Linked DNA regions of Homo sapiens: region 1 is linked to region 2. A link is an interaction called in ENCODE POLR2A ChIA-PET data of the cell type or tissue named here. Cell type or tissue: PC-9. All regions are shown on one strand. Each heading gives the region's core, and the rest is flanking DNA. Links, peaks and the distances in the headings are about the cores only.

Region 1 (15,059 bases), core at 7,557-10,056, 360 kb before region 2:
GGGCATGGTGGTGCACACCTGTAGTCCCATCCCAGCTCTTCTGGGAACTGTGAGTGCACCAGAGGCAGCTCCTTGGGCACTGTCTGGGAGGGAACCTGAACCACAGGTGAAGACCGACTCCCCTGTCCCCTGCCGTGTCTGGGGACCTGACACTGGGTTTGTGTCTGTGCTCTAGCCGTGCCCTGTAGGGGAAAGGGCAACATCTCGATCTGAACAGATATTCCTGTTGGGGCTCTGAGGTGTGCAGGCTGGTGCCAGTCTCTCCCGCCAGGAATCGTGGCCACTGCTGCAACCGAGACAGCTCGCCCACACTGGTTAGCCCCGAGGGAGGGAGAATGCTAAGATCCTTGCTAACCTAGATGCCCCAGCCAGGCGTTTTTTGTTTGTTTGTTTGTTAATTGAGATGGTCTGGCTCTGTTGCCCAGGCTGGAGTGCAGTGGAGCAATCTCAGCTCACTGTAACCTCCGCCTCCTGGACTGAAGCCATCCTCCATCCTCAGTCTCCCGAGTAAGCTGGTGCTACAGGTGTGTGCCACTACCTGGCTTATTTTTGTATTATTTGTAGAGACAAGGTCTCACTATGTTGCCCAGGCTGATCTTCAACTCCTAAGCTCAAGCAATCCACCCATCTTGGCTTCCCAAAGTGCTGAGGTACAGGCATGAGCCACCATGCCCAGACCAGCTGAGCACCTCAGAGAGCTGCAGGTGGGTCATGAGTCCCCTTTCCTGACAGAGCCAGGCTCCTGCCACCCTCATCTTGTCACCATCAGGGAGCTCCCCAAGGACTGCTGTGGGCAGTGGTGGCCTCAGCCTCGGGTGGGGCAGGGCAGCTCCAGCATGCCTGGTCACCTCTGAGTCTAATCTGCTCACGGGAAAAACACGGATCAGAGAACCGCCTCAGAGAGCTGCTGAGAACACTGCAGGGGCAGGCGCAATACCAGGCCCTGCAAGGCCAGGGCCACAAGCCCAATGGTCTACCCAAGACTGATTGCCTGGGTTCAAATCCCAGCTCTGCTATCAGCTCGCGACCCTGGGCAAGTCCCTGAACCACTCTATGTCCTCATCTGTAGAGCAGCAATGGGCAGGCGTGCAGTGGCTCACGCCTGTCATCCCAGCACTTTGTGGGGCTGAAGTGGGCATATCACCAGAGGTCAGGAGTTTAAGACCAGACTGGCCAACATGGTGAAACCTCATCTCTACTAATAATACAAAAAAATTAGCTGGGCGTGGTGGCGGGTGCCTGTAATCCCAGCTACTTGGGAGGCTGAGGCAGGAGAATCGCTTGGACCTGGGAGGCGGAGGTTGCAGTGAGCCGAGATTGCACCACTGTGCTCCAGCCTGGGCAACAAGAGCAAAACTCCATCTCAAAAAAAAAAAAAGGGGGGTCAGGGGAGTGGGTTTAGTTTACTGTCCTGAATGCCAAGTCAGCAAACCTATTCTTGGGGGCACCTGCCTGAGCTTTCCTGAACCCAGGCTGGCTGTAAATGACACCCACGGCTGCAAACATTTCAGAGTGTTCTGTTTGGAAATGTCATAGTTAGGACTCAGTGTGTGTGGGGGTTCACCTCATGGTCTGCCCCTAGTGCTGTGCAGAAAGTCCTGCTGAAAGAACCCATCCCTGCAGCAGTGACCTCCTGCCCACTGCCCCTGGACAGTGACGCCTTTGGTGGACAGGCCTTCCCTTGACATTTCTCCTGCCCCTTCCTGCTCATGCTGTTCTTCGGTCTCCTCTCTCTTTAACACTGCCTGGGCAACTCTCAGCTTATCTTTTCCAACCTGCTGTCTGTTAGCCCAAGGAGTAACTGAATTTTGCGAAGGGGGAAAAAAAAGACAACCAAGCTCACTGAATCACAGCCATGCTATGTACACAATTTTAAACCAACTGGCTGGGGTGATGCCTGGGCTGGCTCTGTGGCTCTCTCCTGGGGCAAAGTGCAAGAGCCTTGGCCAGCCTTGGCCTCTCCCTGCCTAGTTAGAGGTCTTTAGCTCAGACTGACGATCTCGTATTGGTAATTACGACCATTCACAGCAGGGAGACGCAGCCAGCGAAGGGCAAGGGCGGTTTAGAGGGGAGAGACTGCGATCTGTAGCAGAAGCGTGGGATAATAGCCTTCCTCTCCCCTCCTGAACCATTTCACAGAGCCCCAACTCACTGCCAGGCCGGGGCAGAGTTCATGGCTGCAGCGATTGCACCACTGCTTTCCAGCCTGGGTGACAGAGTGAGACTCAGTCTTGAAAAAATAAAAAAGGTACATTCAGGTTCAGCATTTAACTGCTTGTAGGGCCTGTGCACAGGTTTAGCAGGAATTCCTTCAGCTCCATTTCATGGATGAGGTAACTGAGGCCTGGAGAGAGGAGGGCCAAGCTGCAGTGGGGCAGAGACCTGTGCCCGTGGCAGAGACCTGTGCCCAGGCCAATGATCATGAGTCTGTGTTGCTTCTGCCATCAGACCTGGCTGAGCCTGGACACTGCGTGCAGGAGGGGCCCTTAAGCCTTGACCCATTTTACAAAGGGAACTGTCTTTTTTTTCTTGAGATGGAGTCTCGCTCTGTCGCTTAGGGTGGAGTGCAGCGGCATGATCTGGGCTCACTGCAATCTCCACCTCCCAGGTTCCAGCAATTCTCTTGCCTTAGCCCCTCGAGTAGCTGAGACTACAGGCACAAGCCACCACACTCAGCTAATTTTTGTATTTTTAGTAGAGACGGGGTTTCACCATGTTGGCTGGGCTGGTCTCGAACTCCTGACCTCAGTTGATCTGCCCGCCTCGGCCTCCCAAAGTGCTAGGATTACAGGTGTGAGCCACTGTGCCCGGCCCAAAGGGAACTGTCTTAAAGTGGGATTGTTGAAGTACTCTCTGTGTCCCCAAGACCCCTCCTTCTGAACCCCTCTAGGGCCTAGACATGCCAGAGCCATCAAACCCCCAAATCCAAAACTCCAGTGTGGGTGGGAAGGAGGCTGCTGGAATGGGGGAATCTCCACTTCTCTTCCTCTGCATTTTATTTTATTTTTTTTCAGATGGACTCTCACTGTTGCCCAGGCTGGAGTGCAGTGGCACTATCTCAGTTCACTGCAACCTCTGCCTCCCGGGTTCAAGTGGTTCTCCTGCCTCAGCCTCCCGAGTAGCTGGGATTACAGGCGTGCACCACCATGCCTGGCTAATTTTTCTATTTTTAGTAGAGATGGGTTTTCACCATGTTGCCCAGGCTGGTCTTGAACTCCTGGGTTCAAGCAATCCACCCACCTCGGCCTCCCAAAGTGTTGGGATTATAGGCGTGAACCACTGCACCCGGCCTTCTTCCTCTGCTTTTCAAAAATTATGTTTTTAGAGATGTAGACTCATTTTGTCACCCATGGAGTGGTGCGATCCTAGCTCACTGAAGCCTTGACCTCATCCTCCTGCCTCAGTCTCCTGAGTATGTGGGCCTACCGGTGCACACCACCACGTCTGGCTAATTCTAAAATTTTTGTAGAGACAGGATCTTGCTACATTGCCCAGGTTGATCTCAAACTCCTGGCCTCAAGCAGTCCTTCCCCCTCGGCCTCCCAAAGTGTTGGGATTACAGGCGTAAGCCACCAGGCTGGGCCTTAAACTTTTTAATGGATCTATGCTTCTCTTCCGTTGCTTTTTTTTTTTTTTTTTTTTTTCTGAGACAGGATCTCGCTCTGTTGCCCAGGCTGGAGTGCAGTGGCATGATCTCAGCTCACTGCGACCTCTGCCTCCTGAGTAGCAAGCGTGCCACCATGCCTGGCTAATTTTTTTGTGTTTTTAGTAGAGATGGGGTCTTGCCATGTTGCCCAGGCCGGTCTCAAATTCCTGAGCTCAAGGGATCCTCCGGTTGCGGCCTCCCACAGTGCTGGGTTTACAGGCATGAGCCGTCACGCCCGGCTATAAGTGTTAATTGCATTCTTAGTAACAGCAAAACAATGGAAGCAGCCCAATCCCCAAGGAGAGGAGAGTGAGGAATTGCATCATGGTAAAATTCCACTCAATGGAAGATTATAGAGCCATGAGAACTAAGAGGCTACAGCTACACACTTTGACATTATGTCAACCAGAGCTAAGTGGTAAACAGCAAGACCCAGATTCTATTCAGTAACATGCCTTTGTTATAAAAGTAAAATTATAGGCTGGGCGCGGTGGCTCACGCCTGTAATCCCAGCATTTTGGGAGGCCGAGGCAGGTGGATCATGAGTTCAGGAGATGGAGACCATCCTGGCTAACACGGTGAAACCCTGTCTTTACTAAAAATACAAAAAATAAGCTGGGCATGGTGGCAGGCGCCTATAGTCCCAGCTGCTTGGGAGGCTGAGGCCAGAGAATCACTTGAACCCCGGAGGTGGAGGTTGCAGTGAGCTGAGATCACACAACTTCAGCCTGGGTGACAGAGCGAGACTCCATCTCAAAAAAAAAAAAAAAAGTAAAATTATAAGCAAAATGAAATAATTTTTGTTTAGGCAAACATACACAGTAAAATAATTAAAAAAAATTAACCTGTGAGCCTGGTGTGGTGGCTCACGCCTGTAATCTTACCACTTTGGGAGGCCAAGGCAGGAGGATCACTTGAGGACAGGAGTTGGAGACGAGCCTTGAGCAACATATAGAGACTCTGTCTACAAAAAATTTAAGAGTAGCTGGTGCAGTGGCACCTGGCTGTAGTCCCAGCTACTCGGGAGGCTGATGCGGGAGGATTGCTTGAACCTAGGAGTTGGAGGCTACAGTGAGCTATGTGATAGTGTCACTGCACTCCAGCCTATCTCTACAAAAATAAAAAATAAAATATGAGCTGGACATGGTAGCACGTGTGCTTGTAGTCCTAGCCACTCGAGGGGCTAAGGTGGTAGGATGGCTTGAGCCTAGAAGGTCCAGGCTGCAGTAAACTATGACTGTGCCACTGCATTCCAGCCTGGGCAAGAGGGAGACTGTCTTTAAAAAAAAATTTAAAAAATCAACCAGTGAAAAATGATTATATCATGAATGAGAACAGGCACAGAAGACGTTTTTGGAAATTTGAATAAAGACCATATATTAGATGACAGGGAATTACTCAGTTTTATAAGTGTGATGATACTATTGTGAGTATGTAAGATAATAGTGTTTTTCTTAGGAGATGTGCATTGAAATATTTAGGCATGAAGAGTCAAGATGTTTGCAACTTCAAATGGAGAAAAAGAAATTATTTGTGTGTGTGTATGTATGTGTGCGTGTGTGTGAGAGACAGAGATAGAGCAGGGAAAATGGCAATATGCTAAGAATTACTGAACCCAGCTGGGCGCGGTGGCTCACACCTGTAATCCCAGCACTTTGGGAGGCCGAGGCAGGTGGATCGCTTGAGGCCAGGAGTTCACGACCAGCCTGGCCAACATGGCGAAACCCCGTCTCTACTAAAAATACAAAAAATTAGGTGGGCGAGGTGGTGCGCGCCTGTAGTCACAGCTACTCAGGAGGCTGAGGCAGGATAATCGCTTGAACTCAGTAGGCAGAGCTTGCAGTGAGCTGAGATCGTGCCACTGCACTCCAGCCTAGGCAACAGAGCAAGACTCCGTCTCAGAAAAAAAAAAAAAAATGCCCGACCCCTCATGGGCACTTGGTGACTCAGAGAACCTGAGCTCTTCTGTGCCAGGCACTGCTCTTTGATCTTTGCATGGATTCATTTAATCCTTAAAACGGGGCGGTGCTCAGTGGCTCACGCCTGTAATCCCAGCACTTTGGAAGGCCAAGGTGGGCAGATCACTTGAGGTCAGGAGTTCGAGACCAGCCTGGGCAACATGGTGAAACCCCGTCTCTACTACAAATACAAAATTAGCCAGGCATGGTGCCACGTGTCTGTAATCCCAGCTACTCAGGAAGCTGAGGCAGGAGAATTGCTTGAACCTGGGAGGCAGAGGTTGCAGTGAGCCGAGATCGCGCCACTGCACTCCAGCCTGAAGGACACAGCAAGACTCTGTCTCAAAAAAAAAAAAAAAAAAAAAAAAAGACAAGGAAACATTTTCCCCTAGAGCCTCCAGAAGGACCCAGCCCTGCTGACACCCTTTTTTTTTTTTTTTTTTTTGACACAGAATAACCTCCATCTCCTGGGTCCCAGCGATTCTCCTGCCTCAGCCTCTTCCTATTTCACAAGTAGGGAAACTGAAGCCCAGGTAGGCAAGCCTGACTTGCTGGAGTCACACAGGAAGTTGGCAGCTCTGCTCCATCCCTGGGATCTGGAGCCCCTGCTCTGGGGAAGGAGAGGTGGGGCGCTGCCTTCCCAGAGTCCCCTCAAGCTGGCAGGGACGGCTGTACCCCCAGGGTCAGAGGAGAACTAAAAGGAGCGGAAGCTGGCCTGGGTCCAGGGAGAGACCTCGTGTTTGCCCAAAAGGGAGCTGGAGAGGGGCAGCTGGGCCCATATGCAGGGAGGAGCTGCAGGGAGCTGGTGGCGGGGCAGCAAAGAGAAGTGGATTTGGTGGGTAGAGGGGCCCCTCCTTGGTTCTAGTCCTCCCCGCAGCCCCTTGCAAACAGGCGGGGCTCTCCTGTCCTTCTTGTCTCCTGCAGCAAGCCCTACATGAAGAGGCCTCTTTGGTGAGTGGCAGCTCAACCTCTGCTAAATGCCTCCAGTGATGGGGAGTTCACTACCTTCCAAAGTTTTTAAAAGATGTTAACCACTGCTATTCAAGAACAATTCTAGAATTTTTTTTTTTTTGAAAGACAAGGTCTCATTCTGTCTCGCAGGCCAGAGTGCAGTGGTGTGATCATAGCTCACTGCAGCTTTGACTTCCTGGGCTCAAGCAATCCTCCCTCCTCAGCCTCCTGAGTACCTGAGACTACAGATGTGCACCACCACACTGGCTCATTGTTTTCATTTTTTGTAGAGACAGGATCTCACTATGTTGCCCAGGCTGGTCTCCTGGCTTCAAGCAATCCTCCTGCCTTGGCCTCCCAAAGTGCTGGGATTACAGGCGTGAGCCACTGCATCTGGCCTTTTTTTTTTGGAGATAGAGTCTCGCTCTGTCGCCCAGGGTGGAGTGCAGTGGCGTGATCTCGGCTCATTGCAACCTCCGCCTTCCGGGTTCACACCATTCTCCTGCCTCAGCCTCCCGAGTAGCTGGGATTACAGGCATCTGCCAACCATGCCTGGCTAATTTTTGTATTTTTTGGTGGAGACAGGGTCTCACCATGTTGGCTAGGCTGGTTTCGAACTCCCGACCTCAGGTGATCTACCCGCCTCAGCCTCCCAAAGTCCTGGGATTACAGGCTGAGCCACCGCGACCGGCCCTGCTGTTGCTTCTGAGGTTTGAAAACCGCTGCCTCAATGCTCCTGATTCAGCTCTTCTTACCCAAAGGTTCCCCCACCTCATCTACTCTGTTCCTGCACAGTCGCCCTTTTCTCTGATGCCCCGGGCAGGTTTCTCTCTGCCAGCTCCACGCTTCTGGAGTCCCCCATCCGTCTTGGGGCCCAGCTGCCCACTGTCTGGGTTCAGACCTTCTCAACACTCCCTGGCTTCTCTGCCCTAGTTTTGCCTTCTCCAATCCACTCTTGGTGGGTGGAAGTACGGTTACCATGGTAACTTGAAGACAACGCAAATCTGATTGTATCATTACAATGACTGGGAAAACCTCCAGTGCCACAAAATAAAGCTCAAGTCACTAGCTTTGCAGTCCAGGCCCTTTACCATTCCGGCAGCATTTCTGGGGGCTATTCTCCTTCCCCCCACTGCACAACCCCGCCTGGCCACCCCAGGCTCAGGCTGCAGAACAGCGTAGACCAGGGAGTGGCTTTGGGGTCATGCTAACTACCTGGTTTTTGTCTCTTTCAGGCTGTTTGCTCAGTTGCAAAATGGGAAGGACAACAGCACCCGCCTCACAGGCTAAGAGGCTGTGTGTGAAAAGCCCGCAGCACAGGATCTGGCACGCGTGGACGTGCGGGATGGGAGGAGGGGATTTCCCAGCTCCTCATCTCTGCAGGGACTGGCCTTGGCCTAGGGAACACTAGCTGTCCAGGGAGGGGGAGCTTTCCCTGAGCCCCCCGATGTGTGGCAGGCAGAGGAGAGCAAGCTACTTCTGGGAGGGGAGTTGTGGGGAAGGGCAAGTTAGTCTTTACTGAGGGTGGCAGTGAGCTGGCACTTTGGTCTCACCTCGGCTGCAGAAACCCACCCTGCTCCCGTCTTATTTCCTGGGGATTTCAGCTGTGTGCAGGCACAGATGCATCTCCCAAGTGCCTCATGCTTGCCTTGATCTCCTCTCCTTCCTCTGGCCAGTCCTGAACCTCTTGGTGATCCACGGCGGCACCTCTGTGTCCTACATCCTTCTCTGGCCATCTCCTTCCCTCCTTCCAGCCCTCCCTCTAGGACCCTGACCCCAACCATCCTTCATCCCCATGGGGACATTCAGTCCACTGACTCATCACCCTCCCCTGTCCCTCTGTGAGAGAAGGAGCAGGCAGAGAGGATCTTGCAAGAGCCTTCAGCAACTCTCTTCCACCCATCCTGTTGCTTGCTGCTTTTTTTTTTTTTTTTTCCAAAAAAATAGAGATGGGGTCTTGCTATGTGGCTGGTCTCAAACTCCTGGGCTCAAGTGATCCTCCTGCCTCGGCCTCCCAAAGTGCTGGATTACAGGCGTGAGCCACCACACCCGGCTCCGTTCCCTTTCTAAGCAGGGTGCTCCTTTTCTTGCCATTTCCCCCATCCTCCTTCCTCTCCCACAGCTCACTTCCCTCTCTACTGAATCTGCTGAAGATCATGCAGCTGCTGTTCCTGCCTCTAAAACCCTCTCTTGGCTGGGTGTGGTGGGTGACATATGTAATCCCAGCACTTTGGGAGGCTGAGGCAGGAGAATCACTTGAACCCGGGAGGCGGAGGTTGCAGTGAGCCGAGATTGCGCCACTGCACTCCAGCCTAGGTGATAGAGCAAGACTCTGTCCCCTCCCTCCACCAAAAAAATAAAGCCCTCTCTGCATCCATTCCACTCTCCACTCTTGCTCATTCTCTCCTGCCCTCTAAAAGGTGATCTGTCTTTGGCAGATTCAATCACTTGCCTTTCTCATTCTCTCCTGAGCCCACTATTCCACTCTGGTCCCCACCACTTCCCCCAAAACTGCTTTGAACCATCGCACTGCAACCTGTTGCTTAGCCCCTCCATCTAGTCTCAGGCGTTAGGACTGACTGCCCAGCAGAGGCTGGTGCAACCAATCACCTCCTTTAGTAAGTTTCTCCCTGGGCTTCACCTCTTCACCTGTGGGCTTTCCACCTGTCTCTCTCTTTTTTTTTTAAGACAGTCTCCTCTGTTGCCAGGCTGGAATGCCGTGGCGCAATCTCAGCTCACTGCAACCTCTACCTCCTGGGTTCAAGCGATTCTCCTGCCTCAGGCTCCCAAGTAGCTGGGATTACAGGTGCCCGCCACCACACCGGGCTAATTTTTGTATTTTTAGTAGAGTCGGGGTTTCACCATGTTGCCCAGGCTGGTCTCGAACTCCTGACCTTACGTGATCCACCCGCCTCAGCCTCCCAAAGTGCTGGGATTACAGGCGTGAGCCACCGCACCTGGCAGTCTCCCTAATTTAATTCAGTGCCACTGCGGGCAGGTGGGGTGTGGCCTGGTTGGGCAGTATAGAGCTACCAGCTACCAATGGTGTTCAGCCCTCAGGGTCGAGCGTGGGTTGTCTCAGCCCCTTGCAGGCAGGGCTGGAGTTCCTTCTGGTGCGAGTTGGGGGACCCAGCTCCCCCATCCCTCTGCAACCCCAGGCCCCCCACCAGGTCCCCTCTGGTTCAGCCTGGTGCCTTCCAGCACCCCTGGCCCCCAGAAATCCCTGGTCCACAGCTCCCTTGACCTGAGGCCTGAAATTGACCCACTGCCCCCTGAGGCTTGGTCCAAGTCCAAGTATGCCTTCCTCTCCAGCCAGATGCCTGCCTGCCACTCAGCATGTCAGAGCAGGCAGGGCCTCTAGATTTTAATGGGGAAACTGAGGCACTGAGGGCAGATGTGATGTCCCCAGTTGGGAAAACATTAAAGACATTCTGGGCTTCTCTCTCTTTTTTTTAGAGACAAGATCTCACTCTGTCATGCACGCTGGAATCATGGCTCATTGCAGCCTCCAACTCCTAGGCTCAAGGGATCCTTCCACCTCAGCCTCCCGAGTAGCTGGGAGTACAGGTGTTCGTCCCCACCATGTCTGGCTAATTTAAAAAAATGTCTTTGCAGGATGGGATCTTGCTATGTTTCCCAGGCTGGTCTCAAACTCCTGGGCTCAAGTGATTTTCCCATCTTGGCCTCCCAAAATACTGGGATTATACGTATAAGCCACCACGTCTGGCCTGAGTCATCTCTTTTGACCCAGAACAAAACCAGTCCAGGAGTGGCTGTACTCCCCAGGAGTGTACACTGGGGAGGCCCACAGCTCCGGGGTGCAGTGGGGCTCTTGCAATTTAATGACTGATTCATCTTCAAAAAAGCACAATCTCAGCCAGGCGTGGTGGCTCATGCCTGTAATCCCAGCACTTTGGGAGGTTGAGGCGGGCTGATCACCTGAGGTCAGAAGTTTGAGATCAGCCTGGCCAACAGGGTGAAACCCTGTCTCTACTAAAAATACAAAAATTAGCCAGGTGTCGTGGTGCACACCCGTAATTCCAGCTACTTGGGAGGCTGAGGCAGACGAATCACTTGAACTCGGGAGGTGGAGATCGCAGTGAGCCAAGATCGTGCCATTGCACTCCAGCCTGGGCAACAAGAAGCGAAACTCCATCTTAAAACAAACAAAACAAAACAAAAACAAAAAAGCATAATCTCTTTCAGAATTTTTACCTTCTTGGTGTGGTTCTGTTAGGAAAGGCTTCCATGGGAACCTTCAATAAGTGACCTAAAAAAAAATCTCAGAGCAATTCCTTTTTTTTTTTTTTTTTTTTTCAGACAGCATCATGCTCTGTCACCCAGGCTGGAGTGCAGTTGCACAATCTCAGCTCACTGCAACCTCCACCTCCTGGGCTCAAGCCTTCCTCCTGCTTTGGCCTCCTGAGTAGCTGAGACTACAGGTGCATGCCACCGTGCCCGGCTAATTTTTAAATTTTTTGTAGAAACGGGGTCTTGTTATGTTGCCCAGGCTGACCTCAAACTCTTGGCCTCAAGCGATCCTCCTACCTTGTCCTCCCAAAGTGCTGGGATTACAGGGGTGAACCACTGTTCCTGGTTTAGAGCCATTCTTTTTTTTTTTTTTTTTTTTTTTGCTTTGTGGTTTTGAGACGGAGTTTCACTCTTGTTGCCCAGGCTGGAGTGCAACGGCATGATCTCGGCTCACTGCAACCTCCGACTTCCAGTTTCAAGCGATTCTCCTGCCTCAGCCTCCCGAGTAGCTGGGATTACAGGCATCCGCCATCATGCCCAGCTAATTTTTTTGTATTTTTAGTAGAGACGGGGTTTCACCATGTTGGGCAGGCCGGTCTCGAACTCCTGATCTCGTGATCTGCCCGCCTCGGCCTCCCAAAGTGCTGGGATTATAGGCATGAGCTACCACGTCCGGCCCTAGAGCCATTCTTAACAGGGTTTGTCTCCCTGGAAACTTCCCGAAGCCTCACCCTCCCAGGAATTCCCTGCTAAGTGCCACAGTCATCTCTTCACCACTCGGTTTCCACTCTCCCATCCTTGCACCGAGATCCCACTGTTAGGCCTTTTTCAAGCACGGACCTTCTCATGCTCAGTCTCTCTGTGGTGTGGAAGTGTCTACTGGGTGGGCCTCACAGAAGGTTCCAGGCCCTGGTACAAGCCCAAGGGAAATGATGATCCAAAATGGACTCCGATAAAGTTTCTGCCACTCTGCATTGGGGGCTTTTGGTAGGAGTCCAGTTCAATTTTATAAAAATAAAAATACATGTCTCGCACTTCTGAGTTTGCAGACTCAGGTCCATTCTGTATTTGCAAACGAGGACAAAAAGAAAGGTGGCTGGGTGCGGTGGCTCACGCCCACCTGTAATCCCAGCACTTTGGGAGGTCAAGATGGGTGGATCACTTGAGGCTGGCCAGGAGTTGGAGACCAGCCTGGCCAGGAGTTGGAGACCAGCCTGGCCAACCAGCCTGGCCTTTCACCATGTTAGGGTGCCTAAAAATACAAAAATTAGCTGGATGCTGTGGCACACGCCTATAATCCCAAATACTCAGGAGGCTGAGGCAGGAGAATCATTTAAACTTGGGAGGTGGAGGTTGCAGTGAGCTGAGATCATGCCATTGCACTCTAGCCTGGACAATAAGAGCTAAACTCCATCTCAAAAAAAAAAAAAAAAAAGGCAATTGGGGGAAAACAGTCCTTCCAGCTCACCTAGCACTGCCCATCTTTTTCCATATTCAGATCACATGGCGAGGCAGGTATGCTTGTCCATCTTGGCGGTAAGGAAGCGAAGGCTCAGATTCCCATGGCTAGTCAGGCAGGTACAGGGACTTGAACAAGATGGCACTTTCCCATGGCCCACATGCTGCCTAAGACCCTGAAGGCTGACTCCTGGACACTGTCCCCAGCCATCTGCCTCTCTGCAACTATCTGCCACCCCTCCACCTGCCCTGGGACAACTGCCTCCAGATGAAGGAGCCTGCTATTGCCTCTGCCTCCCCCAGCAGACCCCAGCTTCCACTCCGATTCGCCTCAGAACTGCTGGTGCTGGCCCAGGCCAGGCTTTGGGCACTGTGTGAGGGAGGGGTTTGAGAAAAGCCCATTCTGGTGCAGGAATAGCACTCAAAGACTTCTGGTGAACCCTCCGAGACTCCCAGGAGCCTGGACATGTTCCCAGCCCAGCATGACTAGTGGCATGAGTAAGTGTGGATACCTGGTGGATACCTGGCTTGGGTGCCAACGCCTGGAAAGGGGCTGGCAGGTCCATCCCTGAGGGCTGGGGCCACGGCCACCTGCTAGCCCTGGGACACAGAGTATTAATACATCACTCACACTGAGCCTCAGTTTCCCCCTCTGTAAGGTGAGCTCTAGCATCTACCTCCTAGGTGTGAAGACTAAATGAGATGCCTCCTCTGTCTGCACTCCGCTGTAACCCTAGTTCCTAGAATACCACCTTGCCCCAGCAGGATCTCCCGAAATATGTGTGAAAGGCACCTGCATAAAGCACCCAGTGCAGGGCCAGAAACCCAGTGACCTCTCAGCCGGGTGTCCACTGGAGGCACACTGACTGCATTGTGCTGCTGCAGTTTCCACTGTCTCCACCTTTCCAACATCATCTGACCACTCTGCCCCTCTGAGAGCTCTGGAAACACACTTATGGCATCCAGTGACCCCTCAACCCCTGCCGTTCCCCCGCCAAACACAACCCACCCTCCTCTCTGCCTCTCAAAGTCCCATCTTCCCCTGAGGCCCAAGCAGGGCCTTCCTTCAGGCAACCTTCTCCAACTACCCCTCACCCTCCTGATCCCCCTTTTGGGGGCTCCTGTGGCCTGTTGGCAGCTGCCACAACAGTGTACCCTAAGTACTTTTTTTTTTGAGACAGAGTCTCACCCTGTCGCCCAGGCTGGAGTGCAGTGGTGCTATCTCGGCTCACTGCAACCTCTGTCTCCCGGGTTCAAGTGATTCTCCTGACTCAGCCTGCCAAGTAGCTGGGATTACAGCTGCGTACCACCATGCCTGGCTAATTTTTGGATTTTAAGTAGACACGGGGTTTTACCATGTTGGTCAGGCTGGTCTTGAACTCCTGACCTCAAGTGATCCTCCTACCTTGGCCTCCCAAAGTGCTGGGATTACAGGTGTGAGCCACCATGCCTGGCCCACCCTGAAGGCTCTGGCCAGCCCTTAGTGCTCACCATGTGGCATGTCGCCCTGCAGGGACAGCCCCTGCAAATCTGGGTTTGGGAGGCCAGAACACAGCCCTTGGTGGACATGGAGGTGGATGGGTGGCTTAAAAAGGGTCAGGAGGCCGGGCAAGGTGGCTCATGCCTGTCATCCCAGCATTTTGGGAGGCCGAGGCAGGAGGATCACTTGATGCCAGGAGTTTGAGACCAGCCTAGCCAACATGGTGGAACCCCATCTCTACTAGAAATACAAAAATTAGCCAAGCATGGTGGCATGTGCTTATAATCCCAGCTACTCGGGAGGCTGAGGCAGGAGAATCGCTTGAACCTGGGAGGTGGAGGTTGCAGTGAGCGGAGATCGTGCCACTGCATTCCAGCCTGGGCAACAAAGTGAGACTTGGTCTCTCTCGCTCTGTCTATATATATATAATGTAAAAAAAAGGGTCAGGAGAGGCACTGCGCTGTTTAAGGCGGGGTAGACACCCCCCACATCTTACCACCACGCTTGTGGTTCCCATGCAGACACCCCTCCTTCTGTGGTTAGGAACCCACTCGCCTCCAACCTCATCTATTCACTGAGGTCAACCACACCCCCTTTATCAGGAGGAGGGGGTGCACTGACCCGGCCTGGCCCCTCCCTCCTGAACCCAGACTGGGTAAAACTTAGAAGTCACTGGCACCACCACTCCTTTCTCTGCCCCAGGATGTGGGGCCACATTCAAGCTTAGCCTTCCTCCATCTATCTGGGGCAGGTGCCCAGGTGAGGTGGCTAAACAGAAGGGCAGGAGCCCAGGCTGGGCATGGTGGCTCACGCCTGTAATCCCAACACTTTGGGAGGCCGAGGTGGGTGGATCACTTGAGGTCAGGAGTTTGAGACCAGCCTGGCCAACATGGTGAAACCCTGTCTCTACTAAAAATACAAAAAATAGCCAGGCATGGTGGCAGTTGCGTGTAATCTCCCTGTCATCAGGAGGCTGAGGCAGGAGAATCACTTGAACCCAGGAGGTGGAGGTCGCAGTGAACTGAGATCACACCACTGCACTCCAGCCTGGGTGACAGAAAAGGACTCTGCCTCATAAAAAAAAAAAGAAAGAAAGAAAGGCAGGGGCCTGGCTTCTGTTCCCAGACCCCAGAACTTGTGCCCCACAGCAGGCTTAGCTCCAGCCCCCAGCACCATGACCTGGCCCTATTCCCAGTGACCCCTCCACAGCCAGTGCCTCTTACCAGGCTTTCGGATGAGTCCTTGGAAAGGCCTAGAAGAGAAACAGAGGCAGGGGTGTCAGGGGGAAGGGCCTGGGGATGAGGAAGACACCCCT
Region 2 (15,059 bases), core at 5,200-7,699:
GGTGCCTGTAATCCCTGCCTACTTGGGAGGCTGAGGCAGGAGAATCACTTGAGCCCCGGAGGCAGAGGTTGCAGTGAGCCAAGATCACACCATGGCACTCCAGCTTGGGCTACCGAGTGAGACTCCATCTCAAATAAATAAATAAATAAATAAATTTTTTTTGAAAAGTGCCTTTTCTGTGCTAACTAGAGTATGTGCTGATGTTTGTAACTAGGAAACTTAACTGATACAGGAGGCAAAACTAAGTTAGGGAAGAAAGGTATAATCCAGAATAAATTGTAGGTATTATCTAGACTGACTTTAGGCCAGGTGCAGTGGCTCACAACTGTAATCCCAGCACTGGGGAGGCCAAAACGGGCAGATAACTTGAACCCAGGAGTTTGAGACCAGCCTGGGCAACATGGCGAGACCCCCATCTCTACAAAAAATACAAAAATTGGCCGGGCACGGTGGTTCACGCCTGTAATCCCAGCACTTTGGGAGGCTGAGGCGGGTGGATCACAAGGTCAGGAGATCGAGACCATCCTGGCTAACATGGTGAAACCCCGTCTCTACTAAAAATGCAAAAAATTAGCTGGGTGTGGTGGTGGGCGCCTGTAGTCCCAGCTACTCGGGAGGCTGAGGCAGGAGAATGGCGTGAACCCGGGAGACGGAGCTTGCAGTGAGCCAGGATTGCGCCACTGCACTCCAGCCTGGGTGACAGAACGAGACTCTGTCTCAAAAAAAAAAAAAGAAAAGAAAAAAATACAAAAATTAGCTGGGTGTGGTGGCAAACGCCGTTAGTCCCAGCTACTCGGGAAGCTGAGGGGGAAGGATTATTTGAGCCTAGGAAGCAGAGGTTTCAGTGAGCCGTGATTGCACCACTGCACTCCAGCCTGGGCAAGAGTAAGACCCTGTCTCAAAAAAGTGAAATAAAATGAAGTGCGATCCACGTGGGTCAGCAGCACCTGGGGGCTTGTTAGAACCACTTAATGTCAATATCACTCCAGTCCTGCTGAATCCACATTCGCTTTTTTTTTTTTTTTTTTTTTGAGACGGAGTCTTGCTCTGTCACCAGGCTGGAGTGCAGTGGCGTGCTATCAGCTCACTGCAACCTCTGCCTCTCAGGTTCAAGCAGTTCCCCTGCCTCAGCCTCCCAAGTAGCTGGGATTACAGGCACGTGCCACCACGCCCGGCTAATTTTTTGTATTTTAGTAGAGACGGGTTTTCACCATGTTGGCCAAGATGGTCTCAATCTCCTGACCTCGTGATCCACCCGCCTAGGCCTCCCAAAGTGCTGGGATTACAGCTGTGAGCCAGTGTGCCCGGCCCACATGCGCATTTTAATGAGATATCCAGGGAATTTGTTAACACAGATCAAGAAGCAGTCACTGCAGTGACTGCCAGCCCCAGCTGCACTTTGAAACCATTTGGGGACCATTTAAGAAAATATTGATGTCCATTTACATCCTCCATGACATCAGTTGATTCAGGTAAGAATCATCAGTGGAGACCAAAACCACAGGGCAAAAGGATGTGGGAGAGCAGGTTATTCCTACAACTCAAAGCTTTTCCCCATGGACCACTTATTGATTACAAAGAGGGAAAAATTACCTGTACAACAGATAACTCTGGCAGACACCACATAATAAGTGACAAGCTTAGCACAAATAGTGGGACAACGTGACAAGATGAACCTCCCACTGTGATGCCACGAGAAGATCACAACGTCATCCGTCTCACAACGAGAGAGAATTTCTGCCCAAAATGATGAACTTGAATCTAGTAATGACAGGGAAAAAAACAGACAAATCCAAATTGAGAGATAATCTGTAAAACAGATGCCTGGACTCTTGAAAAATGTCAGTTTCTTTTTTCTTTTTTTTTTTTGAGACTGATTCTTGCTCTGTCACCCAGGCTAGAGTGCAGGGACGCAATCTCGGCTCACTGCAACCTCTGCCTCCCGGGTTCAAGCGATTCTCCTGCCTCAGCCTCCCGAGTAGCTGGGGTTGCAGGCATGGGCCACTATGCCTGGCTAATTTTATATTTTTAGTAGAGATGGGGTTTCACCATGTTGGCCAGGCTGGTCTCGAACTCCTGACCTCAAGTGATCTGCCCGCCTTGGCCTCCTGAAGTGCTGGAATTACAGGCTTGAGCCACTGAGCCTGGCCCAAAAATGTCAGTTTCATGAGAATCAAAAAAGACTGGGTGCCCGTGCCATGATGTGTGCCTGTGTCTTAGCTACTCAGGGGGTTGATGTGGGAGAATCGCTTGAGCCCAGGAGTAAAAGTCCAGCCTAGACAACATAGCAAGACCCCATCTCTATATAACAAAATAAATAAAATAAAATAAATAATATTAAAATTTTTTTTTGAGACAGCGTCTCACTCTGTTGCCCAAGCTGGAGCTGGAGTGCAGTGGTATGGTCACAGCTCTCTGCAGCATCAAACTACTATGTTCAAGTAATCTTCCTCGCTCAGCTTCCCGTAGCTGAAACCACAGGCATGAGCCACCATGCCCAGCATTTTTTTGTTGTTGTTGTTTACTTAGTATTACTTTTTTGTCAAGACAAAGCCTCACTGTTTTGCCCAGGCTGGTCTTGAACTCCTCGCCTCAGCCTCCCAAAACACTGGGATTACAGGCGAGAGCCACTGCTTCTGGATAAAAATTATTTTTAAAAAAGACTAGGCAACTGCTCTAGATTAAAGGCAGCTGACTCGACAGTGAGACCCTGTCTCTACAAAAAATACAAAAATTAGCTGGGCATGGTGGTGCATGCCTGCAGTCCCAGCTACTTGGGAGGCTAAGGAGGCAGGATCACTTGAGCCTGGGAGGCAGAGGATGCAGTGAGCTATGATTGCACCACAGCACTCCAGCCTGGGCAACAGGGTGAGACTCTGTCTCAAAAAAAAAATTGAAATAAAATTAAAAAGTGTGATCTAGATTAAAGGCAACTTACTCAACTTTATGCATTATGTGATGTTTACGTAGTGCACTGGGGGAAAAGGCTCTGAAGGACATTTTCAGAACAATTTTGGAGAAATTTGAATAGTAGTTAATATAATTATATTCATGGTCAATGCTCTGGGTGTGGTTAACTGTGATGTGGTTTATGTAGGAGAATACACCTGCTCTTAGAGTTACATGCTTGTATGAATCTGTTCTCATGCTGCTAATAAAGACATACCTGAGACTGGGTAATTTATAAAAGAAAGAGGTTTAATGGACTCACAGTTCCACATGGCTGGGGAGACCTCACAATCATGGCAGAAGGCAAAGGAGGAGCAAAGGCCCATCTTACATGGTGGTAGCCAAGAGAGTGTGTGCAGGGAACTCCCCTTTATAAAACCATCAGATCTCATGAGACTTACTCACTCGCAGGAGAATGGCATGGGAAAAACCCACCCCCGTGATTCAATTATCTCCACCTGGCCCCGCCCTTGACATGTGGGGATTATTACAATTCGGGACGAGATTTGGGTAGGGACACAGCCAAACCATATCATTGCCAAAGTATATAAGGACAAGTGTCATATCTATAATTTATTTTAAATGGTTTAGAAAAAAAAAAGATCCAAAGAGAGAGAGAAAATAAAGGTGGCAGTATGCCAAATGCTAATTTGGCTGATGAAGGATCAGCAGATGTTTTCTGTAAAGAGCCATATTGTAAATTATTTAGGCTTTGCAGCCTATAAAGTCTCTGCCAAAATACTCCACGTTGCTGTTTTAGCATGAAAGCAGCCATAAACAATATATAGACCAATAAGCATGGGCCGGGCATGATGGTGACCCATGCCTGTAATCCCAGCACTTTGGCGGGCCAAGACAGGAGGACTGCTTGAGCCCAGGAGTTGGAGAACAGCCCTGGCAACATAGCAAGATCCCGTCACTACAAAAAAAATTTTTAAAGTAGCTGGGCATGGTGGTGCACACCTGTAGTTCCAGCTACTTGGGAGGCTGAGATGAGAGGATTGCTTGAGCCCAGGAGTTCAAGGCTGCAGTGAGCTGTGTTGGCACCACTGCACTCCAGCCTGGGCAACAGAGCAAGACCCTGTCTCAAAACAAACAAAAAAGCATTACTATGTTTCAATAAAACTTGATTTATGAACAATGAAATTTGAATTTAATTTTTTTTTTAGATGGATTCTCTCTGTCGCCCAGGCTGGAGTGCAGTGGCACGATCTTGGCTCACTGTAACTTCTGCCTCCCAGGTTCAAGCAATTCTCCCGCCTCAGCCTCCCGAGTAGCTGGGATTACAGGCACGTGCCACCATGCCCAGTGAACTTTTTTATTTTTGAGAGAGACTGGGTTTCACCATGTTGGTCAGGCTGGTCTCAAACTCCTAACATCAAGTGATCTGCCCACCTCAGCCTCCCAAAGTGCTGGGACTACAGGCGTGAGCCTCTGTGTCCAAAGTTTTGATTTCTTATCATTTTTATGTGTCTTGACATATTTTCTTCTGTTAATTCCTGCATCCATAAGTGTGAATTTTATTTCACTAAGATTAGTAAACAGCCATTTCAAAACTTGGCTCTCTGAAAGTATATACACCAAAATGTTATCAATGATGACTCCTTCAGGATCAGGAGGGAGATGAAGAGGAATTTTATGTGTTTTTTTTGTTTTTGTTTTCCTGAGATAAGGCCTCACTCTGTCACCCAGGCTAGAGTGCATTGGTGCAATCACAGCTCACTGCAGCCTCAACCTCCAGGGTTCAAGTGATCCTCCCAGCTCAGCCTCCCATATAGCTGAGAATACCGGCATGCATCACTATGCAATGCTTTTCTAAAAATTATTTTTTGTAGAGATGGGGTCTCACTATGTTGCTCAGGCTGGTCTCCAACTCCTGGGCTCAAGTGATCCTCCCACCTCAGCCTCCCAAAGTGCTGGGATTATAGGCATGAGCTGCCACGCCCTGCCAGAACTTCATGTTTTATTTTATATACATCCGTATTGTTTAAATGTTCACAAGAATGCATAGGTTGGGCGCAGTGGTTCAGGCCTGTAATCCCAACACTTTGGGAGGCCGATGGGGGTGGATTGCTTTGAGCTCAGGAGTTCGAGACCTGCCTGGGCAACAGGGCAAAACTCCATCTCTACAAAGAATACAAAAATTAGCTGGGCATGGTGGTGCAAATCTGTGGTCCCAGCTACTTGGGAGGCTGAGGTGGGGGGATCACTTGAGCCTGGGAGGTGGAGGTTGCAGTAAGCCGAGATCACACCACTGCACTCCAGCCTGGGCAACAGAGTGAGACCCCATCCCCCAAAATAAATGAATGAAGGAATGTTCACAAGAGAGCTTTGGTTTGAGGAGGTGGTGTATTTTTTGTTTTCTTTTCATTAAGCTGCTTCTTAGTCAGTTTTTGCTGCAGTAACAAACAACCCCAACATTCCAGTGGCTTACAACATACATTTGTTCCTCATATTACATGAGGGCTGAGGGTGGGCCAGAGGGTGAGCAAGCCTCCAGCATCAGAGATCTGCAAATACATGCTCAGGCTCTGCTGCCCTGGTCCTATGTGATCCTGGCTCACCGGGGCTTGTTCTTGGCTCCAATCCTGACTGCAGTCCCCTCCTGTGACCTCGCCTGCATCGGTGACTTCCGCATCTCCCAGCATTCAGACCTTGGCTGTCCTCTGGTTTCCCTGGCTCAGCGCACCCTGCCCTGGCCCTGACTCCTTGGTGTCCCTATGACTCAAGACTCTGGCTCCCTGCCCCCAGGACCCCACCCTGCCCATGTTCTGGCCCTTCCAGCTAAGGCCCCACAAGGGGGAAAAAGAGAGCATTTAACCCAGAACCCACCAGGTTCCTGGGACTCTCTGCCCCTGCCCTGTGCAAGGACAACATGGGTCTTCCGGTTCTACGAACACAGCCACTGACCCAGCCGTGCACGCAGGACACGGCAGACATGTAATTAATGACCCACGAAGCTTCTAACAGAGGCTCATTCTGAGTAGCTAGTACTCTAGGGGGAGTGAAGGGAAGATTGACTCTTGGCTGCAAGCCATACCCAGCATGTCACAGCCCCCAGCCCTAAAGTCTACTTGCTCCATCCTCCTCCTTGGTCAGGGGTATTTGGGAACCACGGGGAAGGAGCTTTAGAAACAGGATTGCTCAATAGATCTGATGCTTGGGCGTTTCGAGTTCCCAGCAAACACTTGCTTCCCAAGCCCAAGCACGTGATCTCTAGCTCTGGAGCAGACAGGTCTAGGTCGACTTGCATCTTTTTTTTTTTTTTTTTTTTGGAGACAGAGTCTCACCCTGTCGCCCAGGCTGGAGTGCAGTGGCGCGATCTTGGGTCACTGCAACCTCCTCCTCCCAGGTTCAAGGGATTCTCTTGCCTCAGCCTCCTGAGTATCTGGGACTACAGGCGTGCATCACCATGCCCAACCAATTTTTGTAATTTTTGGTAGAGACAGGGTTTTGCCGTGTTGGCCAGGCTGGTCTCAAACTCCTGACCTCAGTTGATCCCCGACTTCAGCCTCCCAAAGTGCTGGGATTACAGGCGTGAGCCTCCGCGCCTGGCCCTGAAAAATTTTTTTGTAGAGATGGGGACTCACTTTGTTGGCTAGCCTGGTCTCAAACTCCTGGACTCAAGCGATCCTCCTGCCTCAGCCACCCAAAGTGCTGTGATTACAGGTGTGAGCCACTGCACCCAGCTGTCTGCCTCCGCCTCCAGTACTTGCTCCCTGGGAGTGCCTGGGCCATTTTTTCACTCTGCACCTTTGGTTTCCTCCTCTATGACATAGGGATAAGGCATGCAGAGCCCTTAGTGCAGCACCTGGAATGTGGTTGGTGTTGAAAACTAGTAGCTATTGGTTGAGGCAAGAATCATCACTAGAATATAAGAGTAGTGAGTAAAAATGTGGTAAGAGAATATTTCTCTCAAATATCTCCCCATAAATTGCTTGTTAATTAAAAATGGGGGCAGGGTGCAGTGGCTCACACCTGTAATCCCAACACTTTGGGAGGCCGAGGTGGGAGGATCACTTGAGGCCAGGGGTTCGAGACCAGCCCAGGCAACATAGTGTAATCCCAGCACTTTGGGAGGCTGAGGCAGGCGGATCACCTGAGGTCAGGAGTTCGAGACCAGCTTGGCCAACATGGCGAAACCCCGTCTCTACTAAAAATACAAAAATTAGTCGGGCGTGGTGGTGCATGCCTATAATCCCAGCTATTTGGGAGGCTGAGGCAGGAGAATTGCTTGAACCCACAAGGCGAAGAAGGTTGCAGTGAGCCGAGATAATGCCACTGCACTCCAGCCTGGGCAACAAGAGTGTAACTCTGTCTCAAAAAAAAAGCTGGGAGTGATGGTGCACACCTGTAGTCCCAGCTACCTGGGAGGGAAGATCGCTTGAGCCCAGGAGGTCGAGGCTGCAGTGAGCTATGACGGCACCACTGCACTTCAGCCTGGGTGACACAGTGAGATCCTGTCTCACAAAGATTAAAAAAGGGGAGGGAGAACTAATCAAAGAACACCATCAGAGGAGTAAAAATACAACCCTCAGATTGGAAGTAAATATTTGCAATTCACATATATGATAAAGATTGATATCCAGAATACATTAAGAATTCCTGTGACTAAAAAACACAACAAAACATCAATTTAAAAATCGCCAGGCATGGTGGCTCACACTTGTAATCCCAGCAATTTGGGAGGCCAAGGCAGGTGAATCACCTGAGGTCAGGAGTTCGAGGCCAGCCTGGCCAACATGTTGAAAACCCCATCTCTACTAAAAATACAAAAAATTAGCTGGGCATGGTGGCGGGCGCCTGTAATCCAAGCTACTCGGGAGGCTGAGGCAAGAGAATCACTTGAACCCAGGAGGCGGAGGTTTCAGTGAGCTGAGATCTTGCCATTGCACTCCAGCCTGGGAGACAACAGCGAAACTCCATCTGCCCCCACCAAAAAAAAAAAAAGGCAAGGGTGGGGGCACATGTTCTCGGGATCTCCTGAGGGCTGTGTCTTGGGTCATGGTCACTAAAAAATTAAATTAAATTAAAAATTTTAAAAAAGGCAAGGGACTTGAGTAGGCATTTCTCCAAAGAAGATATATATATATATATATAGATATAGATACAGATTGAAATGTACATGAAAAGATATTCAGTATCATGAATCATTAGGGAAATGCAGATCAAAACCACAATGACATCCCCTTTCACACCCATTTGGATGGCTGATATGAAAAACAAATTTAAAAAAGAAAATGAAAAATAACAAGGGTTGGCAAGAATGTGGAGAAATGGGAACCACATTGTGCATTGCTGGTAGGAATATAAAATGGTACAGCTGCTATGTAAACAGTTTGGCAGTTCCTCAAAAAGATAAACACACAATTACTAAGCAATTCAGTCATTCCACTCGTAGATACATACTCAGATCAGAAAGCAGGGATTCAGATACTTGCATGCCAGTGTCCATAGCAGCATTATTTGTAATAGCTAAAAGTTGGAAACAAGCCAAATGTGCATCAGCAGACGAATGGATAAACAAAATGCAGGATACACATACAATGGACTCTTATTCAGCCTTAAAAAAGCATGAAATTGGCCGGGCACAGTGGCTTACACTTGTAACCCCAATACTTTGGGTGGCCGAGGCAGGTGGATCGCTTGAGGCCAGGAGTTCCAGACCAGCCTGGACAACATGGCAAAACCCCGTCTCTACTAAAAATACAATAAATTAGCCAGGCGTGGTGGCACATGCCTGTAGTCCCAGCTACTCAGGAGGCTGAAGTGGGAGGATCAACTGAGCCAGGGAAGTCAAGGCTGCTGTGAGCTGTAATGGCAGCACTGCACTCCAGCCTGGGCAGCAAGAATAAGTCCCAGTCTCAAAAAAAGAGAAGCCAATTCATTACCTTGAAAATAGGCAAAAAATGGGAAAGAATCAAACATTCATCTTGCCTGCCCTATACAAACTATATCTTGCAGCGTAAGTCACAAAAACACACTATGTCCCTCATAAGGAAGGATCACAATACCACCTATAGTGTTGCCAAAGGGATCAAGTGTGAATCTGACTGAGCTTATGGATCCAGCTGCTAAAATGAAGGAAAAACATAAGACAATTAACAAGTTGAACTGTGCAATAAGTAAGCCATCAGCAAAATCCAGGACTATGTGAAATTCTACAGGTCAAACTTCTTGGGCTCTTCATCATGAAACTGTAAGAATAAAAAGGGGGCCGGGCGCGGTGGCTCACACCTGTAATCCCAGCACTTTGGGAGGCCGAGGCGGGCGGATCACGAGGTCAGGAGATCGAGACCATCCTGGCTAACACGGTGAAACCCTGTCTCTACTAAAAATACAAAAAAATTAGCCGGGCGTGGTGGCGGGCGCCTGTAGTCCCAGCTACTCAGGAGGCTGAGGCAGGAGAATGGTGTGAACCCGGGAGGCGGAGCTTGTGGTGAGCAGAGATCTTGCCACTGCACTCCAGCCTGGGCGACAGAGTGAGACTCCATCTCAAAAAAAAAAAAAAAAAAAGAATAAAAAGGGATAAGGCTGAGGCAGAGGGATTGCTTGAGGCCAGGGGTTCAAGACCAGCCTGGGCAACATAGCAAGATCCTGTCTCTACAAAAAAATAGTAAAATAAAATAAAGTAAAAAGAAACGAATCGAGGGTGATCCTCTAGAAAGAGTCTTTTTTTTTTTTTTTTTTTTTTTGAGACAGAGTCTTGCTCTGTTGCCTAGGCTGGAGGGCAATGGCCCGATCTGGGCTCACTGCAACCTCCACCTCCCAGGTTCAAGTGATTCTCCCACCTCAGCCTCCTGAGTAGCTGGGATTACAGGCACTTGCCCAGCTAATTTTTGTATTTTTGTAGAGACGGGGTTTCACCATGTTGGCCAGGCTGGTCTCGAACTCCTGACCTCAAGTGATCCGCCTGCCTCAGCCTCCCAGAGTTCTGGGATTACAGGCATAAGCCACCGCGCCCAGCCAGAGTCTTAAAAGACATGTTAAAGTGGACAAAAGTGCAAGAGAAAACTATCATGGTAAGGAATAGTAATAAAACTGTAAAAAAAAAACCCCCAAAGAAATGGTTTCTGCGAAGTCAGGATTGTGGGTGCTTTAAGCAGGAGAAAGGTCATTGTATTTGAGACAGGACAAAAGGGAGGTTTCCGTAGTGGCTGTAAAAGAGTTCTTTCATTTTTTCTTTTTTGGAGATACAGTCATGCTCTGTTGCCCAGGCTGGAATGCAGTGGCGCCATCATAGCTCACTGCAGCCTCAAACTCCTGGGCTCAAGCGATCCTCCCACCTCAGCCTCCCAAGTAGCTGGAACTACAGCTGCATGCCACCATACCCAGCTAATTGTTGGGATTTTTTTTTTTTTTTTTTTTTTTGTAGAGGCAGTGTCTTGCTATGTTGCTCAGGCTGGTCTCAAATTCCTGGCCTCAAACAATCCTCCCATCTCAGCCTCCCAAAGTGCTGGGATTCTAGGTATAGGCCACCACAGCCAGTCTACTTCTTGTCCTTGAGTGGTAGTTACAATTATAAGCTCTCCTTAAAATTCATAAAACTATGATTTATAATTAACACATTTTATTTATAATTCTCTCCTTAGGTCGGGTGCAGGGGCTCATGCCTGCAATCCTAACACTGACACAGGAACCCAGGAGTTCAAGGATGCAAATGAGCTATGATCGTGCCACTGCACTCCAGCTGGAGGCGACAGAGTGAGACCCTATCTCTAAAAAATAATAATAATGATGATAATAACATAGTAATAATAATAGTTCTCTCCTTTTGTCCGTGGTTTTTTTGTTTGTGTTTTGTTTTTTTGAGATGGAGTCTTGCTCTGTTGCCCAGGCTGGAGTGTGGTAGGGGTATCTCGGCTCACTGCAACCTCCACCTCCCGGGTTCAAGCAATTATCCTGCCTCAGCCTCCCAAGTAGCTGGGATTACAGGTGCCTGCAACAACTCCCAGCTAATTTTTTTTTTTTTTTTTTGAGACGGAGTCTCGCTCTGTCACCCAGGCTGGAGTGCAGTGGTGCGATCTCGGCTCACTGCAAGCTCCACCTCCTGGGTTCACGCCTTTCTCCTGCCTCAGCCTCCCGAGTACAGGCGCCCGCCACCATACCCGGCTAATTTTTTGTATTTTTAGTAGAGATGGGGTTTCACCATGTTAGCCAGGATGGTCTCAATCTCCTGACCTCGTGATCCACCTGCCTCGGCCTCCCAAAGTGCTGGGATTACAGGCGTGAGCCACTGCACCTGGCCAATTTTTGTATTTTTAGTAGAGACAGGGTTTTGCCATGTTTGCCAGGCTGGTCTCGAACTCCTGACCTCAGGTGGTCTGCCTGCCTCAGCCTCCCAAAGTGCTGGGATTACAATTGTTAGCCACCACAGCTCGGCCAGTTCACATGTTTTGTGTTTTTATTTATTTATTTATTTGTTTGTTTTTGATTTTTTTTGTATCTGTGTCTTATCATACAATTAAAAAATTAAAGATTATTTCAAAACCAAATCCTCTAATTTTTTTCCCAGGAAGTCCTTCATGGACATAAAACTGAAGTAAGTGGATTGGATAGAACTGGAATCAAAAGTGACTCCTGGATTTACATAACAGAGCAAGGCAAGAATCACAAAAACATCACAAGGCCATGTATAGCTTATAACAAGTTTGTTTTACAAACTCCTCCAATGTATTGCAAGGATAGAGTACTTTGTAAGATGGTCAGGAATGGCTTTCCAGAAAAAGCAGGGCAGGAGCCAAAGCTTTTTTGTTGTTGTTGTTGTTGTTGTTGAGATGGAGCCTCAATCTGTCATCCAGGCTGGAGTGCAGTGGCACAATCTCAGCTCACTGCAACCTCTGCCTCCCAGGTTCAAGCGATTCTCCTGCCTTAGCCCCCTGAGTAGCTGGGATTACAGGCACCTGTCCAGCTAATTTTTATATTTTTGTAGAGACGGGGTTTCACCATGTTGCTCAGCCTGGCCTCGAACTCCTGATTTCAAGTGATCCACCTGCCTCCACCACCCAAAGTGCTGGGATTACAGATGTGAGCCACCGCGCCAGGCCAGGAGCCAAATCTTGAGTTAGGATTTGGATACTTGAAACAGGCATGCTGTATAAGCAGATGGAACTGAATACACAAAAGCACAGAGAAGGGAAAACACAAAATATCTTCGCACAATGTTCTTTCCTCCACTGGTTAACTTCTACTTATCCTTCGTGTCCAAACATTACTTGCTCAAAGAACTTTTCCTGTGTCTCCCAGAAAAGGTCAGGTTCTTAGCGCACTCTCCTTTGTAACTCTTACCACAGTTGTAATTCAGTGGTGAATTGTGATCTTGGTCATTTAGCATCTCCTCTCCCAGAAGGCAGGGGACCTGGTTGTCTGAGTCATATCATGTCTCCACTGCCTAGTCCTAACTAAGCCTTGCACTGCGTAGTCCTAAACCTTGCGTCATAGACACTCAATAAAAATTGATGAAAATTTACGTGCGAACCCATTCAGCTGGAATAGAAGGTTCTGCAAGATAATTTTTTTTCTTAAGACAGAGTCTCACTCTGTCATTCAGGGTGGGTTGCAGCAGTACAGTCACGGCTTACTGCAGCCTGGACCTCCCGGGCTCAAACCATTCTCCCACCTGAGCCTCCTGAGTAGCTGGTACTACAGATGTGTGCCACCATGCCAGATAATTAAATTTTTTTTGTATGTGTGTGACGGAATCACGCTTTGTTGCCCAGGCTGGAGTGCAATGGCACAATCTTGGCTCACTGCAACCTCCACCTCCCGGTTCAAGCGATTCTCCTGCCTCAGCCTCCCCGAGTAGCTGGGACTACAGGTGTGCACCACCATGCATGGCTACTTTTTGTATTTTTAGTAGAGATGGGGTTTTGCCAGGTTGGCCAGGCTGGTCTTGAACTCCTGACTTCAGGTGATCCACCCGTCTCAGCCTCCCAAAGTGCTGGGATTACAGGCGCAAGTCACTGCGCCTGGCCTAAAAAAATTTTTTATAGAGATGGGGAATCACTTTGTTGCCTAACCTGGCAACAAATTGCTGACCTCAAGTGATCCTCCGGCCTCAGGCACCAAAAGTGCTGGGATTACAGGCAAGAGCCACTGCACTCAGCCACAAGAGATTTAAAGTTGGAAATATTATTGGAAGCCAAATGGTGAATGACCTAGAATGTTAAGAGTTAAATGCTTAGTTTATTTTTTTCTCTTTCTCAACATGAAAAATGTATTGTCTCACAGTCCAAAGGCTAGAGGTAATGACAGGGTTGATTCCTTTTTTTTTTTTTTTGACACAGGGTCTCACTCTGTCACCCAGGCTAAAGTGTTAAAGTGTAGTGGTGCAATCTTGGCTCACTGCAACCTCCACCTCCTGGGCTCAACCTCCTGGGCTCATCCTCAGCCTCCTGAGTAGCTGGGACTACAGGTGCACACCACCATGCACAGCTAAGTTTTGGATTTTTTTTAGAGATGGGGTTTTGCCACGTTGCCCAGGCTGATCTCAAACTCTTGCGTTCAGGTCACCTGCCCGCCTAGCCTCCCAAAGTGCTGGGGTCACAGGTGGGAGCCAGGTTTGTTCCTTCTGAGAGCTCTGTTCCAGACCCCTCTCCTTGGTTTATAGTTGGCTGTCTTCTCACGTGTCTCTTCACATCATCTCTCTACGTGTGTCTCTGTGTCCAAATTTCCCCTTTTTATAAGGACAACAGTCATATTGGACTGGGGCTCACCCAAATGACCTCATTTCAACTTGATTACCAGTGTCAAAAAACCTAGTCTCCAAATAAGGTCACATCTGAGATGCTAAGGGTGAGGTTTCCAACCTATCTGTTTTGCTGATGCATGGTGCAGTGGCTCATGCCTGTAATCCCAGCACTTTGGGAAGCCAAGGTGGGAGGATCCCTTGAGGCCTGGAGTTCGAGACCAGCATGGTCAACATGGCAAAATCCATCTCTACTAAAAATACAAAAATTAGCCGGGCATGGTGGTGCACACCTGTAGTCTCAGCTATCGGGAGGCTGAGGCACAAGAATTGCTTGAACCTGGGAATTGGAGGTTGCAGTGTGCCAAGATCACACCACTACATTCCAGTCTGGGCAACAGAGTGAGACCCTGTCTCAGAAAAAAAAAAAAAAAAAGCAGAGATATCTAAATTGTCTTTGTATTTCACATGCCTTGAACCATTTTTATTTAATTTTTTTTTGAGACGAAGTCTCGTTCTTGTTGTCCAGGCTGGAGTGCAGTGGCACAGTCTTGGCTCACCACAACCTCCGCTTCCTGGGTTCAAGCAATTCTCGTGCCTCAGCCTCCTCAGTAGCTGGGACTGCAGGCACCCGCCACCAGGCCTGGCTAATTTTTGTATTTTTAGTAGAGACAGGGTTTCGCCATGTTGGCCAGGCTGGTCTCAAACTCCTGACTTCAGGTGATCCACCCACCTCAGTCTCCCAAAGTGCTAGGATTACAGGCGTGAGCCATCATGCCTGGTCTAATTTTTTTTTTTTTAATTTTTGAGACAGGGTCTCTCTCTGTTGCCTAGGCTGGAGTGCAGTGGTGCGAACACAGCTGACCGCAGTCTTGACTTCCTGGGCTCAAGCAGTTCTCTTCCCTCAGCCTCCTGAGTAGCTGAGACTACAAGCACATGCCACCATAACCAGCTAATTTTTTTAATTTTTGTAGAGATGAAGTCTGACCATGTTTCCCAGGCTGGTCTGGAACTCCTGGGTTCAAGTGAGCCTCCCACCTTGGCCTCCCAAAGTGCTGGGATCACACGCGTGAGCCACCGTGCGTGCCCTGCCTTAACAGTTTTTAAGTGTGCAGTCTAGTGATATTAAATATATTTAAAATGTTGTAAACCATCACTACCATCTATCTCCACAACTCTTTTCATCTCGTAAAACAAAAAACATATACCTATTAAACAATAACTTCCAACCCCTCTCCACCCACCCCCTGGAGACCACCATTTTACTTTCTGTCTCTATGATTTTGACTATGCTAAGTACCTTCTATAAGTGGAATCATACAATATTTTTTGTGTGTAACTGGCTTACTTCATCTAGCATAATATCCCTAAGGGTCATCCATATTGTAATGTCTGAAAATTTTTTTGTTTTTTAAGGCTGAAT

Evidence for each region. ChIA-PET counts read pairs that join two places held together with the same protein. Peaks named below come from ENCODE experiments on the same cell type or tissue, not always from the same donor. Only the 100,000 strongest peaks of a DNase experiment are listed, where the experiment ranks them.
Region 1: POLR2A ChIA-PET joins it to region 2 with 8 read pairs; 3 of 35 experiments call an interaction of 5 or more read pairs at or near these places.

What each region holds. Positions count from the first base shown.
Region 1 is chr7:66,522,869-66,537,927 of GRCh38, reverse strand. It overlaps the pseudogene LOC100420547 and the pseudogene RABGEF1P1. Among named protein-coding and RNA genes, the nearest start is that of LINC03011, 37 kb to the right of the region's middle. RefSeq lists an enhancer at 6,658-7,522. In PC-9, for the core only: no CTCF peak of the experiment used is centred there; no DNase peak of the experiment used is centred there.
Region 2 is chr7:66,161,476-66,176,534 of GRCh38, reverse strand. No RefSeq gene overlaps it. Among named protein-coding and RNA genes, the nearest start is that of TPST1, 36 kb to the left of the region's middle. In PC-9, for the core only: no CTCF peak of the experiment used is centred there; a DNase peak (open chromatin) is centred at 6,734.